2 separate regions of the Homo sapiens genome follow, and region 2 is linked to region 1. Evidence: chromatin loops called from intact Hi-C (ENCODE). Cell type or tissue: endothelial cell of umbilical vein. All regions are shown on one strand. Each heading gives the region's core, and the rest is flanking DNA. Links, peaks and the distances in the headings are about the cores only. Region 1 overlaps PALMD (palmdelphin). Region 2 overlaps FRRS1 (ferric chelate reductase 1).

Region 1 (12,550 bases), core at 2,502-10,501:
TGTGGCATGCACATTTTCCTAAAACATCATCAAAGCAGTTTGAATGAGATCTATACTTAAAGTTTTTACATAAAATCCCAGGGACTGAGAGGATTCAGTCAAGCCACTTAAGAGGTAGAGCTAGGTTATCCTCAGGAGTTCTGAATGGAACTCAAAACTAGCTTCTGTCCTAAGCATCAAGTTTTCAATCTATTAAATGTATCAGTGATTGACACAGGATGATGTAACATAGCAAAGTGGGCTACAACAGCTATTCCTAATCAATTACGCTAACAACTCTGGAATAAAATGGACATCTCCTAAGAAAAAGAATTGTGAGATTTCTAACAATAATAACAGTGCCTATTCTTACATAGCATTTAGGCTATGAAAAATAAAACTTTCACATCCATTTTATCTCATTTGTCCAAGTAGTCCTATGAGTATTTTCAAAAGCATATGTTATCATTCCCATTTTATGGCAGAAAGCCTAGGCCAAGAAAAGCTAAGGAATTAGTCAAATGTCGGAACTTGAATCTATTCCTCTGCTCATCAGATTTTCTGACCACAGCATCATGACAAATTTTTATAAACATCAACATCACACCCCTGACCCCTGTTCAGGACTTCCGTAGATTTCTGGCTGGGCATGGTAGCTCATGTCTATAATCCCAGCACTTTGGGAGGTTGAGGCAGGCGGATCACTTAAGGCCAGGAGTTCAAAACCAGCCTGGCCAACATGGTGAAACCCTGTCTCTACTAAAAATACAAAAATTAGCTGGGCATGGTGGTCTGCGCCTGTAATCCCAGCTACTTGGGAAGCTGAGGAACGAGAATTGCTTGAACCTGGGAGGCAGAGGTTGCAGTGAGCTGTGATTGCGTCACTGCACTCCAGCCTGGGTAACAGAGTGAGACTCCGTCAGAAAAGAAAAGAAAAGACAGAAAAGAGAAAAGGAAAGGAAAGAAAAAAGAAAGAAAAGAAAGGAAAGGAAAGGAAAGGAAAGGAAAGGAAAGGAAAAGAAAAGAAAAGAAAAGAAAAGAAAAGAAAAGAAAAGAAAAGAAAGAAAACTTCCTCAGATTTCTATTGTTCACTCTTATTAATACAGTTTGACGTGGAGCCAAGAGAAGAAACTATGGAGGGTCTGCTTTGCTTAACCACATTTTCTAACCCAAAACAGTTCTCCACCTCTGCAGTCTCTTCCCACCTTCCCCAGTTTGCAAGGAATAGAAGTGGGCAAGAAGAGACTGTGGTGTCATTTCAGAAGTATTTGTTATTGTTTTTAAGAGGTTTGGAACAGAATCAAAGTCATTTTTCAGAGCACCTAATAGTTCAGGCCCCTTTTTCCTCTGCCTTCCTCCCCATCCCACTTCCTTTACGTAGCCTCTTCCCTGCAGCCAGGAATTCTCAAGACAAAGACATCCTTGCATCTTTCACAGTTCCCTCAACAACGAGCTCAACACTAGCTGGAGCACCAAAACAAAACAAAACAACAAAACAAAAAAACTGTCCTGGGTGAGTGAATGAATGAATGAACAAATACAATCAAGCTGAGAAAGGGTGAAAGCTACTGATTGGCTGGCCTGCTGACAGATTTTTTTTCACTGAAGACCCGGCCAAATTTACCATCACCCCTTGATTATTCAGGGGTCTGTTTTGTGTTTGTTGTTTAGCCTGGTTTGGTTTTGTTTTGTCACTATTTGTTAGAACAAACAAGATAGGGTAGACAAAGGAAAAAAAGAGTAAAACACACGCTGGATTCTGTTTAGAGGTCTGTTAGAATGTGTTGTAAGGTTGGGAAAGAAGACTACAATTATTTGATAAATGAGGTTTAGAAAATTTGTGCTTTTTAATTCACCCCATAAATAGTAGTGATAACCATGCCAAATTTCCATGACTAACTTAAGAATTAGGATATTTCAAAGCTAGATGCAGACATAATTATTGGAACAGAAGAAAATGTAGAAACTTCTTTATCCACGTCCTCACTCTCTTTACACCATGCCCAAGTTCACCCAGCTTCTCCTTGAGCACTTCAATATCACATGGATCGACACCCCCCAAAAAACCCTTTTCCATTTGAGAACAGCTCTCTGTGTTAAGAGTTCTGACATAATGTACCAGAATCTGGTTGCCTTTAACTTCCACCCAATCTTCATGACTCCTGCCACTGAAGCTATACAGTTTTGTTTTCTGGATTTCAGTCATTCTTCACAGACTCATTCCAGACAATCTCCAAAATGTCAGTGTAACTGTTAGAAGTTGGTGCTAAGGGTTGATCAGAACTCTGATGAGTATAGAGACCTTTGGTGCTATAATGTCCCTTATTTGAGGAATTGTATTTCTACTGATATATTTGGAAAGCAATAAGGAAGAAAGAAAATAATAAAAATAAAAGATAAAAAAGCATCACCCCTGGAATCATAGAAAATCAGGTTCAACACAAGTTCCACCACTCGATCAATCACGTGACTTGAGAAAGTTAATGAACTCTCTAGTTTTCATCTTCAGTGTCTCTAAAGTTAAGAATTGACTTGAAAGTTCAGTAAAGAAGCCAGATACACAATGAATATATAAAAAGCAGTAGCTTTCTGAAAAACAAAAATTAATCAGAAAATATAATGTGAAAATATCCTACCCTTAATAGCTATAATATTAAATTTATAGCTATTATGTTAAAATTTAAAAATAATACTAGTAAGGAAGTATGCCAGATTTAGATGAAGAAATGTTTGCATTTTTATACCTACTAAGGAAATGTGCAGTATTTATGCCACAAAACTCTACCAAGTGACATACTATATGTGATGAGAGACACACACTATTCCTGAAAGTGCAGTTTTAAAACAGAAAAGCTATCATATACTTCCAAATTTATTTCAAGTTTAATACAGTTTCAATCAATATCTCTAAGGAGGTATTCTCATCCACAATATAAATTGTGGTCAATTTATATTACTAAACATGTAAAAATAATCCCAATTTTATATGAACTATAATAAATTATGCAGATATAAATCTTATATAACATTATCAATCTCTGATTATCTCTGGATAGTGACCATTAAGAGTAACTTTTTAAATTTCATCAAGGCATGTAGATTTTTGTTTGGTTGGTTGGTTGCTTGGTTGGTTGGTTGCTTGGTTGGTTGATTTCTCTGATTTGGTGGAGAATGTGGATAAATAAGGAATTAGCTGGGTTTTCAGTTTTGTTTCTGTTGGAATTTAACAAAATGATTCCAAAGTCCAACTAGAAAAACAAACTATGGCTATTAATCAATACATTTTTTATAACAGCAATAAAGGAAAACTTGAATATATCTAATTGGTAAATGATCTAAACTATGCAGTATTGGTACCAGAATCAATAGTTAGAGAAACTATACAGATAACCTGCAACCAGACCCTAATGTACATTTTTAAAAATTAGTAAGTAATAAAAGTTTCATACTAAGTCAATAGGAAAGAATTATTTGATAAAACTTCAGATACATAGTTAAAAATTTAGAAAAACAATTACTCAGCATCTATGATGAATCAAAATAAATTCAGCTGAATTATGGTCATTTTTTAAAAGAAAATATGGATGAATAATTATTGAGTCTTAGATGATAAATAATATTAAAAACATAAAAAACTTAATAAATGTTATTATTAAAACCGTCTTAACCTTCATCATCTGCAGATCTTAAAATAATTAAGCAATAAAAAATAGTGTGAGTTTTAAACGCTTTGTTTTTAGTCATCAACTGCTACCACCTAGACCTATTCCTTGTCTAAATACCACATTCCTTGTCTGGATGCAATTCACTCTACAACTTTGCTAGGGATTAATCCGTAATTTCACCAGTCTTTAAATATTCATCATTCACCTCTTTGCCTCTTCAAAAAAACTGGGTCATTTGCCACTTTCAGTCTTCTGGTATCTTTTCACCTCATCCAAGATTCCAAAGAGGTTACTTAACAATATTTTTCTGTCATGTCTATAAATTTTTCTACCCCCTGAAATGAAACCCATCAGAGACTGAAGACTAGAGCAGCTCTGTCTTCAATGCTGTATTTCCTCTTCAGCTTTGATTTCGCTTTAGACATTTTTGTTCTACCCTTTTGAGGATCAAGATTATTCTCCTTAATCAAAAATATGAAATTAAAGTAGAAACGGAATCATATTTTATCTCTGTCATTTTGATATTACGCTATGTATCTCAGCAGTCATCTTGTGCCTTTATCTTTTTGTTCTCAGCATAACACACACGCACACACACACACATGCACACACACACACACACGCATGCACTTTTTGTGCCCTCAGTGTTTTCATGTTTCACATCTCATCACCCTGAATTTTTACCTTATTTACACTATTACAAGGTGTCACCATCTTATCTTTATTCTTGGTTGTGTGAGCTTATTGGGAAACTCTCAGTGATAGCAAATGATTTGGTTTTATTTTTTTAAATAGTAGCTCTCTTTTCTTCTTACCCGACATCATTTTTAATTTTGTGTCCATGTTTCCATTCGTAAATTGCCCATGCCTTATAATCTATCTTCCCTCTTGAAATTTTTGCTCCATTTTCAATAATTTTTTTAAGAATGTTTCTCAAGAATGGTAAAATATACTTTTACTGAAATCTGGTAAACTTCTAATTATGCCCTGGATTCTTTCCTAAGAACACTGTTAGCACGTCTCTTTTTTTTCAAAGTTACCATTATTTGCACACCACCAACTCTGCATTGTTGGTAGTACTTAAATTCAAATAAGCAGTTTCCGCTAGTGTTCTTTTCAGACCTAAGCAATGAAAATATCAGCAAAGCTAATCATGAAGTTATAAGATTATCAGCTTCTAGAAAAATGAATCTGAAAACATTCAACTATTTTAATTCTTCAATCATTGCACTAACTTGCCCCTTCCAATTGTTTCAATTGGTTTAGAAAAAACACCTATACCCTCTTTCTAGTCAAGTATATGATGGCTTCTGTTTTTCTTTACTTTTATCCTTGCCTAAATGCCCACAACCATGCTTTTCTTTTGTAGAGTTAGTGAGAACTAAAAAGAGCCCAGGACTGAGAATTAAGAAGATCTTCTTACTAGTCTTGGCCCTGCTACTAAATACCTTTCTAAGCAAGCCACTTAACCTCTTAAGGTTTCAAACTCTAATATGTAAAATGAAGCATTTGGACCGTAGGATCACTAGATCTCTCACAACTTGCAATATCATGACTCAGTGGTTGCCCTTTGTGCTCCCCGCAATCTGTTTATTTGAAATAACACGGTTCATTCATTGCTCCTTTCAGTTATGTGGCCAAATTCACCAAGTCCTATTACAAATAATATCAGACTGATCCAAAATAAACTTCCATGTGGGTTCCCCTTCTCCTATACCCATTAAATGTAGGTGCTTCATGGAGGCTCTCCTTAGCCTCCTTTTCTTTTCATAAAAAATGTCTCTCATCATGCTCTCATCTATCCCTTTCAAAACTCACACATCTTTATCTCTAGCTCTGATTCTTCATCTCTCTCCATCCAACATTCCAACTGCCTAGCAGATAATTCTACCTATTTGGCCCAAGGACATCTCAAACTTGGCGAATCCATCATCTTTTTTTCCAAACTCTTCCTTCTCCTGATACTCCTCTGTCTATGCGTCATTCTGCTCTCTCGTCAGTTTCCTGAACATAAGAGCCTGCATTCCATCTGACACTTTCCTTTTCCTCAATGATATGTCATCAGTTGCCAAGTCCTGACAATTCTAACTCCTTGCTAACTCTGACATCCCTGCCCTCTGCTCCTTCTTGTTCAAGCTCTCATGGCCTTATGTATGAGTTGTGCAGTGGCCTAACTGAGTGTCCTCTTCGTGTTCTCTCCTTTCCATAGCTATTACACAATGAGGCCATATTCAACTTCTGAAAACATGCTTTTAACTCTATCATTCTTCTTCCCCTGAAAACTTTTTATTGCTCCTTATCTCAATATGTAAATAAATTCTGAACCCTTTGTCATGCCATTCAGTATTAGCTACTGAAAATCTATCCTCACCTGGTTGTTCTTAACTTCCTGCCACTCCCTATATGGTAACTTAGATTCCAGACTTGCTGTTCTAAGTAATGTCCCACATTTTTTAGAATTTGTTCACATCAAGCCCTTGACTTGAATGCCCTTTCTCCATACTCCCCAGCCTCACTGTAACTACCCAAAATATTCCACTCAGATGCTACTCCAAAGCTTCTGTTAATGACATCAGCTAGGAACAACCTCTCCCTGTCTCCCCTCAACCTGCATCATACATTACTAATGCCTTAGCGATAACATGTATTACTACTAAAGTTGTTATTACATGTTGGCTGGCACAGTGGCTCAAGCCTGTAATCCCAGCACTTTGGGAGGCCAAGGCGAGCGGATCACTTGAGCCCAGGATTTCAAGATCAGCCTGGCCAACATGGCAAAACTCCATCATCTCTACTAAAAATACAAAAATTACCCGGGCATGGTGGGGCATGCCTGTAACCTCATCTACTTGGGAGGCTTAGGCACAAGAATCACTTGAGACCAGGAGGCAGAGGTTGTAGTGAGTTAAGATTGTGCCACTACACTCCAGCCTAGATGATGGTGCAAGACTCTGTCTCAAAAAAAAAAAAAAAGAAAAAAGAAAAACTATTACATGTAATAACTTTATTTCTCAGACTATAGTTACTTACACAAATGACTTTCTTTAGCCAAGGTAGGAGGATTGCTTGAGCTCAGGAGTTTGAGACCAGCCTGGGCAACACAGAAAGACCTTGTCTCTCTTAAAAATAAAAATAAAAAATATAGGCCGGGCACGGTGGCTCATGCCTGTAATCCCAGCACTTTGGGAGGCTGAGGCAGGCGGATCACGAGGTCAGGAGATCGAGACCATCCTGACTAACACAGTGAAACCCCGTCTCTACTAAAAATACAAAAAATTAACCGCGTGTGGTGGCGGGCGCCTGTAGTCCCAGCTACTTGGGAGGCTGAGGCAGGAGAATGGCGTGAATCTGGGAGGCGGAGCTTGCAGTGAGCTGAGATCCCACCATTGCACTCCAGCCTGGGTGACAGAGCAAGACTCCATCTCAAAAAAAAAATTAAAAAATAAAAAATATAGCCAGGTGTGGTGACATGCATCTGTAGTCCCAGCTACTTGAGAGGCTGAGGCAGGAGGATGATTTGAGCCTGGGAAATTGAAACTTCAGTGAGCTATGATTATGCCACTGCACTCCAGCCTCGGTGACAGAGTGAGACGCTGTCTCAAAAAAAAAAAAAAGAATGTAAACTCACATCTGTCAAATAATTTTTAAACACTGCACAACTCCTAATATCATCTTGAATATAGCATTTGCACATAAGTAGCTAAGTATTGAATAAATCAATAATCAAACAACTCAGGATCAATTCTGCCTTCCTGACAGGACTAGGCATATTAGAATTTAGCACATTGTTAATCAATAATATAACTAAAATACTTACTTATACTCTTAAGCATTGTGCTGACTTTTATCAAATATGTGATTGTGTTAATATCATTGGATCATATTAATAGATGGTCACAATAACTATAGTTGTACAAGGCGAATAAATTAATTTTCAAAATAATTAAGAGATAACCTTTAACAGGTTGAAATTTCTGGGCGTCAGTTGCTAAAATAGGCTGTCAGATGGCTAAAAATCTAGGTAAATGTCCATTGAACAAAAAGTCAAGGTAGTTGGACATTGAGAAATAAGCAACAATATGTTATTCATAATGGTTACATTAATAACCAGTAATGTCTGATGTGCCAGGTTGCAACAGCTATCTATAGAAGTGCTCCAGGTTCTGGGGAAATTTAGGGAAGCAGGTGGCATTTCACATTTATTTGCTCCAATGAAAAACTGGGAAGAAATTAGCTGACTATGATAACTTTTGGTATACTAGCAATCGAGCTAGATAAACATCTTAAGGTTGACTTATAGTTTATTCTGCTATACTGAAACTAAGTTATTGTCATATTATTTTTCATTAATGCTAACAGAGTTCAATGAAATTTGGCAAAGGAACAATAACTCTGCTGATGAATATCTTATGAGGAAAAAGTATGCCTATCTTAAAATAGGATCATGCCTATAAACATTATGAAATTTCCTTCCTACCTACCTAGACTGATATAAGAGAGGCATCATATTACCCCTGAGTGACAAAACATTAGTATTCCCTAGCAACCCTTGTATAAGCCTGGTGTTGCCAAAACACTTCGGATGGCATGCCTCTACTCACAGATTCAATTGCCTGATTACTAACCCCAAGATGAAACTAGCCCAAATGGCAAACCAGCCCAAACTGGCAATGAGCAGGGGTGGGGAGGCATTGCTGGGTTCAGCAATCCTGTCCACCCCACAAAACATGCTCTTCTCTATGGGCTTTTCACGGAGAGCTAGCTGCAGCACCAGCATCTAGGGAGCTAAAAATGTGCTCCCTGCTAATGAGAGGTCACACTCAGTGCTTGTTGTCCTAGTGCTGCCTCCTGGCCACAGTACTTCATGAGGGAGAAGAAAAAGGAAGAAACTGTGACCAGCTTGATTAACTTTCCACTCCAGGGAATGGCACAGTGAATTGGCTAGGAGTGTGGAGGCTGACTTCAGACTGCCTGGGTTCAAATCCTGGCTCCGACAATTGTCAGATGAAACTTGGATGAGTTAATTTCCCCTAAATTTCCATTTCCTTTTTTCAAATGGAAATTAGCATAGTATCTCTTTGTTATGACAAGTATTAAGTAAAATTGTGCCTGAAAAATATTGCCAAAATGTTTGGCACAATGAATTTAAAGTACAATTAATATTTGCTCAAATAACAACCTCTAGAGAGAGTGAAGAATTGACTCACAGAGGCTTTCAGAGTTTTTGTTACTAATGGCCAGATTTCATCCAAAGAAAGAAGTGATTCTCAAGATCCATGCCTGTTGCCTAGCTATTTTTTTTTTCAAAAGAAATACTTACGAAATTTTAAAAGTAAGCTGATATAGCCTGAGTCACATAGTGAGACCCTGTCTCAACAAAACACCAAAAAATTATCCAGGCATGGTAGTATGCGCCTGTAGTCCCAGTTACTCAGGAAGCTAAGGCAGGAGGATTGTTTGAGCCCAGGATGTCAAGGCTACAGTGAGCCATGATTGTGCCACTGCACTCCAGCCTGGGCAACAAACAACAGAATAAGACCTTATCTCAATAATAAAAATAATAAGCTGATGAAGTCATATATTCTCCTTACATGCAAAGAGAAACACAGCATACAGTTGGAGAGCAATATGTTGCTTTTCTTCAACAAATGTACCTGAAATTACACATCAAAAAAGAGTTTTTATCTTCAAAATAGTCACATCAGGGAACCCATGCACTTATATATCAATAATGCACTTACATCAATAATGCTGCCAAACATTTTTGGATCTCCTTCTTCTAAATTACCTTTACAGCTTACTTCTTTTGGATGTCTTCATTGGCAACAAAATTTTATCCTTTGGGAGTTTTTAATTTTGAAAGCAGATTTAAAACCAACACTTATGAATAAGATGGAGAAGAATGTCACCTCTGATCAAAAATGAGGAAATAAAGACCTTTTTGCATAACTAGTCAAATGTCTCAAACAATTCCAGGGAATCTCTAAAACATTTCAAGCTAATGAAAGCACTGTCAGATTTAATGTGTTGCTTTCTATGTGATTAACAAGTTATATATTTATTTATTTAATGTTATTAAATACCTCTAGAGCACTGTGACGAGTACTGTTCTAGAAACTTTTACATATATCAGTTATTTAGTGCTCACATCTTATGAAGTAGGTGCTCTCAGTATCCTCGTTTTACAGATGAGGTCATTGAGGCACAGAGAAGTTAAGGATTTTGTCCCAAGACACAGAGCTAGTAAGTGGAGGAGGCAAAAGTCAAACCCAGGCTGTCTACTTAGTATATTTGCTATATTTTCTTAAAAGTACAACCTTTTTGTATCAGTAGTTATGCTTTCTGGGTTGTCCGAGGTAATGTAATTTAAACTTGGTGAAAGATACAACATATCTTCATGAGTTTTGTTTTACCTGAGCTAAAAGCCTTCTTAGTGTTAAGAAGCACTATCTAAACTATTTTCCTCTATCTTCCCATAGCAGGCTATGCAAGGAGGAAACAGTCCCAATTTCCAACTTCCTAGTTTTCTAACGATCCATAGGTTGACCTGTTTTTCCACATAAGGAGTCCTTTCACCCAGAGGCTTCTTCAACCTTGGACCAGGATCAGTCTCTCTTCTCACGATGTTTCCTCACACCTATTTCACAACTTGTCTCTTTACAATTCACTTTTTCTATTACATCACTCAGTAGGTCAATCTTGCTAGACTAATGGGGAAGAAGGAAAAGGGGAGTGAAGAAGGATGTTTAAGCCCTCTTTGAAAAAGTGCCTTTTCATATTCTTTCCCATAAGGAAAATGCTTCAAATGTCTCACTTCGCTCTCCTTTGCTTTGAAATAGGAGTTTCCAAAGCAGCTTCACACCAATGCCAAAAAAATATCAGTAACGGGCCATTCAGATAGTGACAACAACCCCAAGGAAACATAATTAAGCAAATTTTAAAAATAAAATATACTGGAACTTTTTTATTTCAGGATAAAAGAAAAATACAGGAAGAAATCTCACAGAAGCGTCTGAAAATAGAGGAAGACAAACTAAAGCACCAGCATTTGAAGGTAATTTATGGCTTTAATTTCATTTCAATGATTTTGTATTCAAAAATTCTATTGGTACTCAAATTTCAATAGTAAAAAAGCTTTAGGAAAGAAAAAAATTTCAAGATAGTTTGACTAACATTGTAATAACCATAGGGGAGGCCAACAAGCTAGTAACATTTGCATATGAGATTAATACCTTCTAGCAAACATGTGCAAAGTTGAACACATGGTTTTATTACTTTTATCCTTTATAACTGAGTTTCCCAATTTTCTTGAGCAACCTTGAGAATTCAGCCTTGAGAATTTGGCCCTGCTCGCAGTCTTGCTTAACATCCCTAGGGAGTGGATCCAGCTAGGAAGTGCCTTTTGAAATCAATGAAAGGCCAGTCATTCCCCCGGGGGTGCAGAACAGTGTCTGGCCTGGTCAAGGATGCTTGTATTTAAAAGTTCAGTGCAATGAGTCCAATGTTGTTTGAGTATGCTTCGGGTTTTTGTTTTATTTTGTTTTGACAGAACATGAGATCATAACCAGAAATAACTTTCCATGTTTAAAATCAGATTTTACATCTTTCACTGGGTGTGGCCATTTTGTAATTAAAGCACATTGAGTTTCAACATTTTATTACTTAGCTTAGTGACAGGATGCAAGCAAATAACAAACAGCAGCTCCTTGTGAAAAGGCCCAAGCAGGAAACTACTTATCTGACAGGGCTGCTATCAATAGATTTAATGAATCCCCTTAATGATACAAAGCTGCACACTCAAGGGGTCTACAAATTTAAGTTAAACTTGCTGAATGCAACTGACTTCATTTTTCTAATGGAACAAGTACCTGCCTCTGAAAAAAAACATAATTTAAGATTCCAATTAGCCTCATTCTCTGGATTCTGTTTGCTTCTTTGCTTCTAAACAAGTTGACATTTCCGATGTTTGATGGATAATTTCAAAGCACAGTTAGTCTGCTCCCCTTCCAATATGTCACATTGAATTTACATGAGTAGTATACATAGTCAAGAAATGTAGTGTGTACTCCTAGGAAATCAATGAAATTTAAAAAAAAAAAGTTCCAAGTTGTTCCAGTGCAATTCAAATGAAGTCAACAGTCAAATCTAGAAAGTTTTTTAGATAGGCCATTTCTCACTCCAAAACCAGAGGTCATTTGCTCTCCTTTCCTCTCTCTCTCTCTCACACACACACACTTGCACAATTTACACACACACAATCACACACACAATACACACAATCTGGATCTCCCAATGAACTACTTCCTGCCTCTGAGTAAAATGATAGCTCTCTAGCTATCCTTGAGAATGGGCAATTGTTATCCTTGCAGAATGGGTAGCCACAAAACAGTGGAGCTCACAGTAGAAGAGAAGATTTAAATATCCCCTTAGTTCGTTCTAGAAGTAAGTTTCGCATGAGAAGCCTGACTCACTGAAAGGTCCATTTCTGAAGTAGCACCTCATTCCAGCACTTGCCAAAAACAGTCTGGAAAGTAGTAGATGATCTTCCTTATTGGTTTGCTCTCCAGAACACAGGAGACCTCTCCTGATCCAATCCAATCAAAACATTTATCATGTTTTGGACTGCCATATACAGTTGTGCAGATTGTGTACTGCACAAAGGTACCTGAAATGATGGTGCTAAAATCTTGTCCACATTCCTTTGCCAGTCGTGCACTCTGGTTCAGGGATGCTTATACCTGGAGCAAAAGGTTTCAATTTTCTCTGCACAAAAGTGCTATCCACTTTCCCAAGCTGTTCACTGGAAAAAAGGGGTGTGTGTGGCATGGAGCAGGGCTAGGAGTTGGGGGAAATGACACATTGTCCTAATTTGGGAAATTCAAGATTAAATAAACAAGATAAATGAT
Region 2 (12,550 bases), core at 1,454-9,453, 71 kb after region 1:
TTTTAAAGCAGTGAGAAAACATGGACTATTCAAAAAAATGGTGTTAGGACACCTGGTTACTCATCCAGTGAATACTATTTTACCATGGCTTCTTATAAAGCAGAAAATGAGAAAGAAGAGTTTTATGTAATGAATGCCTAGAGAAGAGAGTGTCAAGAAGAAAAAGACAGTAACTGTCAGGAGCTACAAAAGTGTCAAAAAGAAAATGATCAAGAAAACTATCAAACATGACAAGAAAGGCACTGGGAAAGCAAAAATCTTGCATTCATTGAGTGGTAGTTATGAAAAAGAGACTCCAAGCCCAACAAGCCTGAGAGACAAGTTGGAAGAAAATGTGTTTAAACTCTGAATCACTATAGAGCCATGAACTAAGTATGAACTTAACCTTCATGAAAGCAGAAGTCCATTATGATTTCAGAGTTCCATTGTGTGGCTCCATTATAATTTTGCAGTCTTGCTCAAAGGGAGTTCATGCTTAGTGCAAGAACCAGCAGTAATAGGTTACCTACAGTATTCCTAAATTCTTTAAATAACAGGTCATGTGACAGCTGTGTCTCTACTTCATTAATTATTAAAATTGGTAGATTTCCTCATTGTGAATTACTTAATTACCCAAGTGATTTCTATCTTTCAGTTTAAACACTCAGTATTTCACATGACTGCTTATCCCAAGACAGGACAATGTCAGCAACATGAAGAAAATAGCAGTTAGAAAAAGGTTTTAAATGGATAGATTGTTAGGAGACTTTATTGAAATTGGATACATTTTACATTTATACGGGTTACAGAGATTATATGATAGCTTTGAAAATTGGCTTAAACCTTACCAAGTCTTACTGCTTTTAAGCAGATTTCAATTTATAAATGGTCCACATACATAAAGCTAAGTAATAGAAGAGGCAATGATTTATGTGATAACTGTCCTTTGTTCCCCAGTACAAAAAGATTGGAAAATTCATTCCCAGGAATAGCAATCTCCAGGTTTGTTTATTGGAGTGTTTTGTTTTGTGTGCTTTGCACTGTACCAGTTAAAAAAAAAAAAAATTAGCTTGTGCTGCAAATATATGTATATTTTTGTTAATAAACAGATTCATGTTTATTGGATTATATTGTATTAATATCTATTACACCTAATACATATTGTATTAATATCTATTATATCTAATACATATTAAGATATTAATATGTATTAATATCTTATGTACTCCAGCAGTCCCCAACCTTTTTGGCACCAGGGACCAGATCCATGGAACACAATTTTTCCATGGAAGAAGGGCAGCGATGGTTTTGGGATGAAACTGCTCCACCTTAGATCAAAATGCATTAGATTCTCATAAGGAGCACACAACCTAGATCCTTCACATGCGCAGTTGACAATGGGGTTCGTGCTCCTATGAGAATCTAATGCCACCGCTGATCTGACAGGACAGTAATGCTCACTCACCCACTGCTCACCTCCTGCTGTGCGGCCCAGTTCCTAACAGGTCACAGACCAGAACCAGTCCATGGCCCGTCGGTTGGGGATCCCTGATGTACACTATAAAATACATTAAAATATTTAAAATTTTAATGACATAAAAGTAAATCTAAACAAAGTTCTAGTATTGTTCCCTGTATCCCCTCGACTGCCTTGCAATGTGCATAGCTTACTTGGGAAAACCCCATCCTAGAGCAGTAAGTTATCAAACTACAGCACACATAAAACCACCTGGGATGCCTATAAATGCAGATTCCATGCACCAACAAAAGAGACTCAGTGGGTCTGAGATGGGGTTCAGGAATCTGCATTGCTAGCAGTCACTCCAGGTGGTTCTGAAGCACATTAAGCGCGACACTTGGAGAAACACCACAGAGGAGCCAAGACAGAGATTTTCCCTCCCATGCCATCAGCACAGCAACATCAGCCGGCAAGGGAGGGGGAACAATGCTCTATTTTCACATGGATCATCCATCAACTAGGTGTTTCTGAGGGAGTGTTAGAACTATCACTTAAAAGAAAACATGTTCTGATTTCTACATTGCTAACCTATGAAGAAACATTTCACCTGCTGTATACCCACACATTTAAAATTTATTATACAACAGAATTCCTCCATTTAAATGAAATAGTTTTCCTCTAAAGTATAATTTTAAGTATAAAACTTTAAAAAGTATAAACCATTAAATCCCCTAGCAATTTAAGAAATCCATTTGAATCAATAATCATTTATGAAGTATCTATAACATGTTGGGCACTGATATAGTTTGGGTCTGTGCTCCCACCCAAATCTCACTTTGAATTGTAATCTCCATGTGTTGGAGGAAGGGCCTGGTGGGAGGTGATTGAATCATGGGGGAACACTTCCCCCTTGCTGTTCTCATGATAGTGAATGAGTTCTAAGGAGATCTCGTTGTTTAAAAACGTGTGGCACTTCCACCTTCACTCTCTCTCTCTCCTGTCACCATGTAAGATGTGGCTACTTCCCCTTTGCCTTCTGCCATGATTGTAAGTTTCCTGAGGCCTCCCGAGCCATGCTTCCTGTATAGGCTGTGGAACTGTGAATCAATTAAATCTATTTTCTTCATAAATTACCCAGTCTCGGGTAGTTCTTTATAGCAGTGTGAGAACAGACTAATACAGACACCAAAAGAAGCAGTCTGATATTATAGAAAGGATACAACTTTTGTAATTGGAAGCAACCTGGGTTTAATTCCTGGCTCTGCTACTTGTTTGATTTTGAACAAGTTGCTTGACCCTACTAGGTCCCAGTTTCCTTATCTCTAAAAAAAGCAACAAAATACCTACATGCAAAGCCTCTGTGAGAAATAAATGAGATACATGTAATATGCAACAAGTGATAGCTGCAATCATAACAACAACACAATGATCTGCACTTTAGTAGTAGCTGTTTAAAAACACAAATACTTGACCTTTTCCTCATTAAAAATTAATTCCCTACATTTCCCATGTTCCTTTTCTTTTTGAGACAGGGTCTCCCTTAGTTGCCCAGGCTGGAATGCAGTGGTGCAATCATAGCTCACTGCAGCCTCAACCTCCTGGGCTCGGGCAATCCTTTCACCTCAGCCTCCTGAGTAGCTAGGACCACAGGTGCACACTACCACACCCAGCTAATTTCTATTTTTTTGTTGTTGTTTTTTTTGAATAGAGACTTGGTTTTGCCAAGGCTGGTCTGGAACTCCTGGGCTCAAGCAATCCACCTGTCTGGATCTTTCAAAGTGCTGGGATTATAGGCGTGAGCCACTGCACCCAGTCCATTTCCCATGTTCTAAAGTACTGAATACACAGGCTCTAAAGGCCAAATTCCAACTGCACCGTTTACTTGTCTGGGCAAATTACTTCACCTTTCTAAGTCTGAATTTCCTCCTAGATAAAAGGGATAATAATAATACACCTCTAGCTTGTATTTTATGAAGATAAAAATGAAGAATCTATCTAAAATGCTTAGCCACTGACTGGCACTCAGTAAGCACTGAGTAATTTTTACTCATAATTATCAAGCCATATTAAGAAATTATTACTCATATTAAGAAATTTTTACTCATTATTATCAAGCCATATTAAGAAATTATTTTCAAGCCATATTTGCTATTGCTGGTGCAAACAAGAGCAAATGATTTGACTAAGATAACTACATGTATCACCTATATCTAAATCTAAAAATGTTCCTTTAGCATTCTTCCTTCAGCAAAAAAAATAAATTAATAAAAAGCGAGTTAATTAATTTAAATGTTCCTAAATTTTAACATTGAGCAGATATTTTATTCTGCTTCAAAACTTTTGGGAGTCTGCTTTACCAAGAGCAGAAAATCTAAAACACATGATAGAATTGTAGGCTTTTCACAATTTGCCTGTATCACATTTCCTGCTCTTCCTTTCTTTTACCCCATCTCTGTCTCTCCACTCTAGACATCTACCTTCTCGCCATTTTCAAAGTGGGCTATATTCTCAAAGTTTTGGAGCAATGTTATCTCCTAAGAGATGAGTCATTAAATGCTACATTGACATTTCCTGCAGTTCCTCAAAAATCATTAGCCAAGACCTGAAACAAAATCGAATTATTCCTATTAATATGTGTTGCAATATCCACCAGTGTAGTCTTCTTGAGAATAAAGATTCAGACTCATAAAACTATGTTAGGCTGTACTTGGCATCAGAGTCACGTAGAAAGATGTGAGACAGGAAACATACCACACCAGCAAGGCAGTGTGAGGCATTCTCCCCTCAGTGGGAGGTCTTACAGCAGCTTACTCAGCTGTCCAGGACCTATTCTCTTTTTTCCCTCCCCGCCTCCCTAGAGAAAGCTCAGGTCTAAGGAGATGAGATTCATATTGGGCAAGTTTCCCCACAGGAGCCAATATCTCTTGCAACAACCTCAAAGTCACTGCTTCTAGGTCCCCTGCAATGTTAATCTACTATCACTACACTCAGGGAAGCCCAAATACGTGGCTTCTTATTAGGTATTTATAGTTCTTCTGGTCACATGCATTTTACTAATCAGAAGCCATTTTTGTCTTGAGCCGTGTTGCCTTATAACACAAGGGACACTCTACCTCTATCTAGTTTCCAGCAAAATTTTTCTACCTTTATCCAGTTTCTGGCAAAATTTGACATTTATAGGAAAGCGTGTGCCTTAAAAACGGGCAATTACAGTAGTTTTTCCAAAAATGGGGGAAAGAGAGGGAAGAAGAGAGAAAAAGACACTTGAAAAGACAGCTTAACAATATACTTACCATCATTAGCTGCACCATCTGCTAGAAATATGTAATAGCTTGTGTTTAGATCAAATCTATTCTTAACTCCAGGAAGGGTAATGTTTCTTCTGAAAGAACACTGCATAACACCGTCCGCCAACCTCCAAGCCATATCCTCAAGGGTATCCTACAAACACACACAATGGGTCTTCTCAGCACTTTCCAAAGATTTGCTAAAAATAAGATATGATCAAAATCCTGCCCTGTTCAGTTTCCTTTCTCTAAGATCGTATGTCCATGCTTTGTCTGCAGTGTCATTGTTTTTCCACTTCCTCTTTGAAGAGAACAAGAAACATTTTCTCCCAGTTTATTTGTCTTTATCCCACTTGGCAAAAAGAAAAAATATTATTTTTACTTTGAGCCAGAACTCCACAATTCCTCTACCTAGGTTAGAAATTTTAACAGATGTACTAACTCCATCTGGCCACTAGTATACAATCAAAAACATTGAAATAAACAATTAACAAGTACTACCCTAGTGGCCAAAATGCAACATGCAACTGGGGAGAAGTTCCAAGCCAGCCTTGGGAGTCAATCCCATGGGAAGGCTGTGCACAGTTATGTCATTAAGTAATAGCTACTGCTCCGTCAGAGCTCATTTGCTGTCATTAAGTGATAGCTACTGCTCTTTCAGAGCTCATTTGCTTGTCAACTGTCCTGCAAAAAAGACACTTCTCTACCAGAAATAGCCCACCTTTGACACACATGCCAACAAAGGGCACTTAAGACAACTGTCCAAGGCATCTCCAGCCTTCATCAAATGTGCTCCTCTTTCTCACTAGTCAAGAAATTTTGTCACTAATGTCATCCTGTCTTAGAAACCCGTCTGTAAGCTTTTGAAAGGAAGCTGATGCCCTGACCATCTTAATAAACCATAAAGTACTTTTTTGTAGGATACAACCAAAAGGATGTAAGTGACACAAGCAAGAATTCATCTTTTCCTACAACAGAAACTTCTGAAGTGTAGAAAAGTTTCTCAGAAATCATTATGAGAGGAGCCCTGCTGGCAGGCCCCTGCTCAGGCTAGGTGGAACTGTGGGGGTTGGAGGCAATCTAGCAGCACAGCCACGCCAGTGATAGCCACACAGCCGGAAAGCGGGTCTCCAGGTGGAGGTTCTCAGAATTTTCACACCTACCCTGGAGTCCATTACAGGGTGACTTCGCCCCGTTAAATGGGAAGGCTGGATGTACACAGTCTGATCTTCATGAATACACAGATAAGCATCATCATCACCCTGAAAAACAATTGCAAATGAGAAAAAAAGCTCAAAGGAATTTCAGCATTTTATTTTCTCTTTTTAAAAAAGTACATCAGGAAACCAAATATTATGTGATGCTTTGAAAACATAATTTACTGAATCATGAATGATGCTATGAATTCTAGAGAACTGGCTATCTGATTTGCGAATAGCAAATAATTTTGTTATAATACAAAAGCACTAGAATTTCAGTGTAAAATAATAGATTAAGATAGATATATAACATGTTTATATGTTCATAAACCCATCACTAATCGAACACCACTTTAATATTTTCATGTATATTCATCCAAACCTATTTGTATTATACCTATTTTTTCCTTCCCAAATGGGAAAATATAGAGTTCTGTTACCTTTTTTCAATTAACTTACCATAAACAATACTCCAGATATTTATTTATTAATAAATATCTATATCCTACATATTTTAATGACCAAATACACTGCATTGTACTGGATATTTTTTGGTAACTTCTAAGATGGAAGACACTGTAAAGAAATATTGCTACATAGTGTACATATTCAATAGATTTAATGTTATATAACTGAGGCAAAAATACCTGCACTCAAGGAGGAATTAGTCAAACAATCTACCTCTTATCTATCCTTTAGTCTCCAAAGATCCTTAACTCTGAAAGTTAGATCTTATTCTTTAAAGTGATAATCAAGCCAGACACAGTGACTCACACCCATAATTCTAGCACTTTGGGAGGCCAAGGCAGGAGGATTGCTTGAAGCCAGGAGTTTGAGATCAGCCTGGGCAATATGGTGAGACTTCATCCTAAAAAAAATTTTTTAAAAATCAGCCAAGCGGGCCGGGCGAGGTGGCTCACGCCTGTAGTCCCAGCACTTTGGGAGGCCAAGGCGGGCAGATCACGAGGTCAGGAGATCCAGACCATCCTGGCTAACATGGTGAAACCCCGTCTCTACTAAAAATACAAAAAATTAGCTGGGCATGGTAGTGGGCGCCTGTAGTCCCAGCTACTCAGGAGGCTGAGGCAGGAGAATGGCGTGAACCCGGGAGGTGGAGCTGGCAGTGAGCCGAGATCGCGCCACTGCACTCCAGCCTGGGCAACAGAGCGAAACTCAGTCTCAAAAAAAAAAAAAAAAAAAATCAGCCAAGCATGGTGATGCATGCCTGTGGTCCCAGCTACTCAGAAGGCTAAGGCAGGAGAATCACTTGAGCCCAGGAGGTCAAGTCTGCAGTGTGGCATGATCGTGCCACTGCACACCAGCCTGGGCAACTGAGGGAGACCTTGCCTCCAAAAAAGAGAAATAAAACAGAATAAAATAAAGTGATAATCAAAAAGCAGACTGTCAATTAATAGGGGGAAAAAGAATGAAAAAGAATACCAAAAAAGAAGCAGACTGTAACTTCAAAGTACATTTAAACAATGGCACAAAGGAATAATCTTGATTTTAAGTTATTATCCATGGTTTGGTCTTTCACTTGGTTTCTCCATAAACTATCTAACAAGGTTCTTTATGTGCTTTAGTCACCCAATTCCTTAAACAAGGTCCAAGACTACCCAGTTATAACAAATCTTGCTATAAATTCCAATATTAGATTCTAACATACTTCTATAGTTTCAGATTCAACTTTATTTTTAAATGTTCCACTTTTAAAAACTCTCAAGGATGTACTCTTAGCAAAGTAATTATGTACTGTTACACATATTACAGTAAAATCAGAATTAGCCCAATTCCAGATAAGAAATTTGGAGCAATCATGACTTAAACCAGGAGTCAACAAACCATGGCCAGCAAATCAAATTCAACCTAAAGCTTGTTTCTATATAGCTCATAGTTTAAGAATGACTTCTACATACTTAGGTGGTGAAAAGAATGTTTCATGACAAATGAAAATAAATCAAACTGAAATTCAATGTCCATGTTTCATTGGAACACAGCCACATTTATTCATGTACATATCATCTATGGCTGCTTTTATACTACAACAGAGTTTAGTAGCTACAACAGAGACCATATTGCCCACGAACTCTAAAATAGTTACTACCTGGTCCTTACAGAAAACGTTTTTTGAACCCCGATTTATTTTTTATTTTTTAAAAAAGTAGAGATGGATTCTCGCCCTGTTGCCCAGGCTGGTCTTGAAATCTTGGGCTTAAGCAATCCTCCTGCCTCAGCCACCCAAAGTGATGAGACTACAGGTGTAAGCCACCATGCTGGGCCTGAACCCTGATTTAAACAATGCATGTTTTCTATAATATCCATCATGAATGAGACATAGAAATTCTTTTGTTACACAAAAAATTTTAATACAAATAATGGTTGATTTGAGGCAAACTGAGGATGAGAAGTCAAATAAAATCAATACAAGTAGACCTCCCAAATATTAGAGAAGATGATGGGGATAGACAGCAGGTAACTCTCAGTTCTCACTATTCCAAATGAAGAGTAAGTGAACGTGCTACTCCAACCTCAGGCTCCAGGCAGTTCTAGAAACCTCAAGTTTGAAAGCATAAAAGTACACCCTATAAGAACTTCCACCAAATCCCTGGGTTGTACTGAAGCTCTCTCCCCAGTTTGCCCCTCTCAAGTCAAGCATTTAGAGAGCATCCTATGAGAGAACATTAAGCTGGACACTGTGGGAGAAACAAAAATGACTTTATTATAAGAATATGGCTCTTATAACCTAAAGCTATATTTTATTGAGCCAGACAGATAGGTAAAGTGACATGAAAAGACAAATTATGTATGGCCAGAGAATTGAAAATGGCTTATCAGAAAAGACAGTAATTAAGCAGACCTTAGAAGATAAAACATATTTATAGGAGGACAAGGTAAAGATGAGATTAAAGGAAAGATTTTCCAAGTTGAAGGACTTCTAGGACCAATGATATAGAAATATGAAAATTTTAAGAAACAGGTAGTTTTGCTAGCTAAAATATATAAAGGATAAAAAGAGAGCTCTAAGGCTGAAAATTCTAGAAGTATTCCCAAAGTATTGAGCACCATGCTTTAAGAAAAGAACAGTTTTTCTATAATTATTATATAATTCTATAATTACTAAAGTTTTGCCAAAGGTTTGGAGGGATATTTTTGAGACAATTTTTTTTTTTTTTTTTGAGGCAGGATCTTGTTCTGTCACCTAGGCTGGAATGCAGTGGTGCAAATACAGCTCACTGCAGCTTTGACCTCCTGGGATCAAGTGATCCTCCCACCTCAGCCTCCCAGGTATCTGGAACCACAGCTGCATGCCACTACGCCCAGCTAATTTTTTATGAATTTTTTGTAGAGATGAGGGTCTCGCCATGTGTTCCCAGGCTCATCTTGAATTCCTGGGCTCAAGCAATCCTCCCACCACAGACTCCCAAAGTGCTGGGATTATAGGCATGAGCCACCACGCCCAGCCAAGACGATCTTAAATGTGGCTTGGGGAGAAAATTCCAATGGCTGTGTGAAGGATGAAATGAAAGAGGAAATCATGGAAGCAAGAGGACTAATGGCGGGTTACTACAGCAGTCCAGGAAGCAGACAGTAAAACTACAAGCCAAGTCAGAGATAGTGACAATGCAACAAAGAGAATGAAAGAGGTACGTCAAAGATAGAATCAGAAGTACCTGGAGATCAGTAGCAGTGAACATATTAGCACCCAAATCTTGATTTCTAGATCTATTCCTACTAAAAGGAAATAAAGCTCTTTTGAGAAATGATGAAATGCATGAAAGTATGAATGGAGAACATCTTGTTACACCAGAAACAAAGACATGCTCAAAAGTGGTGGAGACACATCAAAAGGGCACAGAAGCCTGCTTGAAAGGGCTCCCATTGGCCGAATTGGCGTCAGTATGACCCTGTGAAAGAATGAATGGTGGTAATAAACTACAACACAATGGACAAAAGAAACCCATTAGTCCACAGTGTTATATAAAAGGGAAAGGCAAGTGCAGAGGAAAGAAAACTCGTATTTTCATAAGAATGCCAGCTAATAAGTAAGTTAGAAGATCACCATTTTGCAACCACAAATGTAACAATTGATTCATAGGAGAAACATCAATAAATGCAAAAACCTAGTTACAGGCTATTGGGGAACAGATTATTCATACAGACTCAAAGTATCATCCCACATATTACTTATTACAAAAAGAAAACAGACTTCATGATACAGAAATCTGACAGACACCAGTGATCAAACATAGCATCATCAATAATAGAACAATTGGACATTATGAAACTTTTGAAATAATGCACTGATGTGGAAATAATATCCCTTACATAGCATTTGTGCCAAAAAGTCTTAACATAAATCTATTATATAAATTGTAGAATATTCTACAAATAACTGGCCTGAATTTAATTTATAAAAAAGAAAAAGGATTAAGTAACTGTTCTAAAGTAAAGGAGATCCAAGAGATGTAACAACCAAATGCCCTGAGTAATAACTGATTGGATCCTGAATAAGAAATATTTTTATAAAACAAAGGACTTTATTGGGACAGCTGGGAAAATTGGAATACAGATCGTCTGTTACATAAAATTAACGTTAAATTTTCTTAATGTGATAAAAATATTGTGGTAATTGTAGGAGAATGTCCATGTTCTTAGAAGACACATGTTGAAAACCTTAGAGATGAAATGTCATGACTATCTGTAATTTACTTTCAAATAATTCAAGAAAAAAATATGTATTTATATACACCACAAAAATCAACTTAGGTAGATAGAAATAGAAAGATAAAGTGGCAAATCTAGGTGAAGGGCTTATGGGTGTTCACTGTACTATCTTTTTAACTTTTATTGAGGTTTAAAACTTTTCAAAACAAAAAATTGGAAATGGCAGAAGGAAGGACCTGAAAGATGGATGAAAGGAAGGAATCCAAGTCAAAACCAACATTTCTCTGAATACCAAAAAAGATGCTGGCAGCAGTAACTGATGTGTTTATAAATTGCCTAGGACAGTACCCAACAAGAAACAAGCCATCAACAATGGTAGGTGCTTTCCTAACATTGCTGATCACCAAGAATGGGGAAGACAAGGAGACATCAGGGGGCATAATAAAAAGTTCAGTCTTTTAGATGTTGCTTTGTGCTGTCCAGGAACACACATCTGGACGAGACCAGCCTGCAGCTGGAAATCACAGTCTGGAGTCCAAGGGAGTTCAGGATTGGGGACATCCTGGAATTGGGGCATGGAGAGATCATGTATGGAATAAGATGATACAGCGCAGTGGAAGGAGAAGGAAGGAAGCTAATGCGCATACTTGATAGACTTTACATTATTTAACAAAATATCTCAAATAGGAAAGAGGTATGTACAGTACATCTTCACTTAAACTCATAGGTAAGTTCTTGAAAATTGTGACTTTAAGCAAAACAACATACAACATGGCCAATATTCTTTCCTCATCAATGTCATAACAAAACGATATTGAAGGAAATGATATTATTCAAGGAACTGCTGTATGTAGCCTCACTTAAAGTCAGAGGCTCCAAGAACCTATTGACGACATGAAGTGAGGACTTATTGTACTTGGAAATTCAGTTAAAATTCACACATTAGCAAGTCATTATTATCAGAAATAGGGTAAATTACACATTTTGATTTTAGTGATGAGGTCTAACATACCAAAATAATTGCTAACATTAATTTACAAGCCAAATTGAAAAAGGGGTATAATTTAGGTTATCGAATGAGTATTCGTGACATCAGATACCTTCAGTATTTAAATTTACATTATACACTCCAAAGAAATAGCAGGTCACAAAAATACCTGAAAGTTTTAAAAGTAATAACCAAAAATAGAAATAACCACTTAAAAATATATTTTGAGGATGATTCATTTCCCCCAAGTTAGTCAAACAGGTGTACAGATTATTTTAATCATTAAACAGGATTTCTCTGTAAATCAACTGCACCTGCGTAATTAAGCCTTTTTTGTAAACATTTTTGAGGAGTACTATACTGGAAACAGATAAGATTTCTAAGTAAGATAAATATATCTTGAATTAGAGAGAAATGCTTTTGTGCCATCAATGCCTACAATTTAGAACAGAATAACTGACCTACCTGTGGGCTACTCATTACCATACTGAATGCAGTAACAGTCTTTCCCTCTTGCTTACAGGTTTTACGTAACCAGTAAAAGGAAATGTATCCGTATACTATAGCATGAATCTTGGCTATAAAGTGACTGGAATAAGTTGGATTTTTTTTTAAGTGGCTAGAGCATATATCTAAATGAGTGCTGTAACTCAGAGATGAACCTTAATGAAACTATACATTCATTCAACAGGTTAATCCTTTTTGGACTCATTTTCAGAATTTCCTTTCTAGCCAGTTTTATCACATTCACATGACAGCAGCACTACCACCACCTATCATTATTGCTTTATAGTCACATTTTATTTTCAACTCAACCTCATTCACCTTATACACTAAACATTGTTCATTTTTGCCAACACTAAGAATATCCAAAAGAATATGCTACAGGTCTGATGGCAATCACAAAAGGAAGTGGGGAAGATGTTTTGAACAATCAGCGCATCAGCTGAGCAAGTATAAAATTTCCTATACA

The links. Hi-C counts contacts between places; a loop is a spot of excess contacts. Peaks named below come from ENCODE experiments on the same cell type or tissue, not always from the same donor. Only the 100,000 strongest peaks of a DNase experiment are listed, where the experiment ranks them.
Region 2: it touches region 1 in a loop (5-fold over the local background); 2 of 110 quality-filtered maps call a loop at or near these places.

The regions. Positions count from the first base shown.
Region 1 is chr1:99,651,702-99,664,251 of GRCh38, forward strand. It overlaps PALMD (palmdelphin), which reads left to right. Exons shown (of 8, transcript NM_017734.5): 2 at 10,618-10,698. Among named protein-coding and RNA genes, the nearest start is that of PALMD, 12 kb to the left of the region's middle. In endothelial cell of umbilical vein, for the core only: no CTCF peak of the experiment used is centred there; DNase peaks (open chromatin) are centred at 5,230, 5,630 and 8,180; H3K27ac peaks cover 5,028 bases.
Region 2 is chr1:99,723,762-99,736,311 of GRCh38, forward strand. FRRS1 (ferric chelate reductase 1) reads right to left here. Exons shown (of 17, transcript NM_001361041.2): 8 at 5,889-5,987; 9 at 4,732-4,879. Among named protein-coding and RNA genes, the nearest start is that of FRRS1, 37 kb to the right of the region's middle. In endothelial cell of umbilical vein, for the core only: a CTCF peak has its summit at 5,236; DNase peaks (open chromatin) are centred at 4,210 and 5,010; H3K27ac peaks cover 996 bases.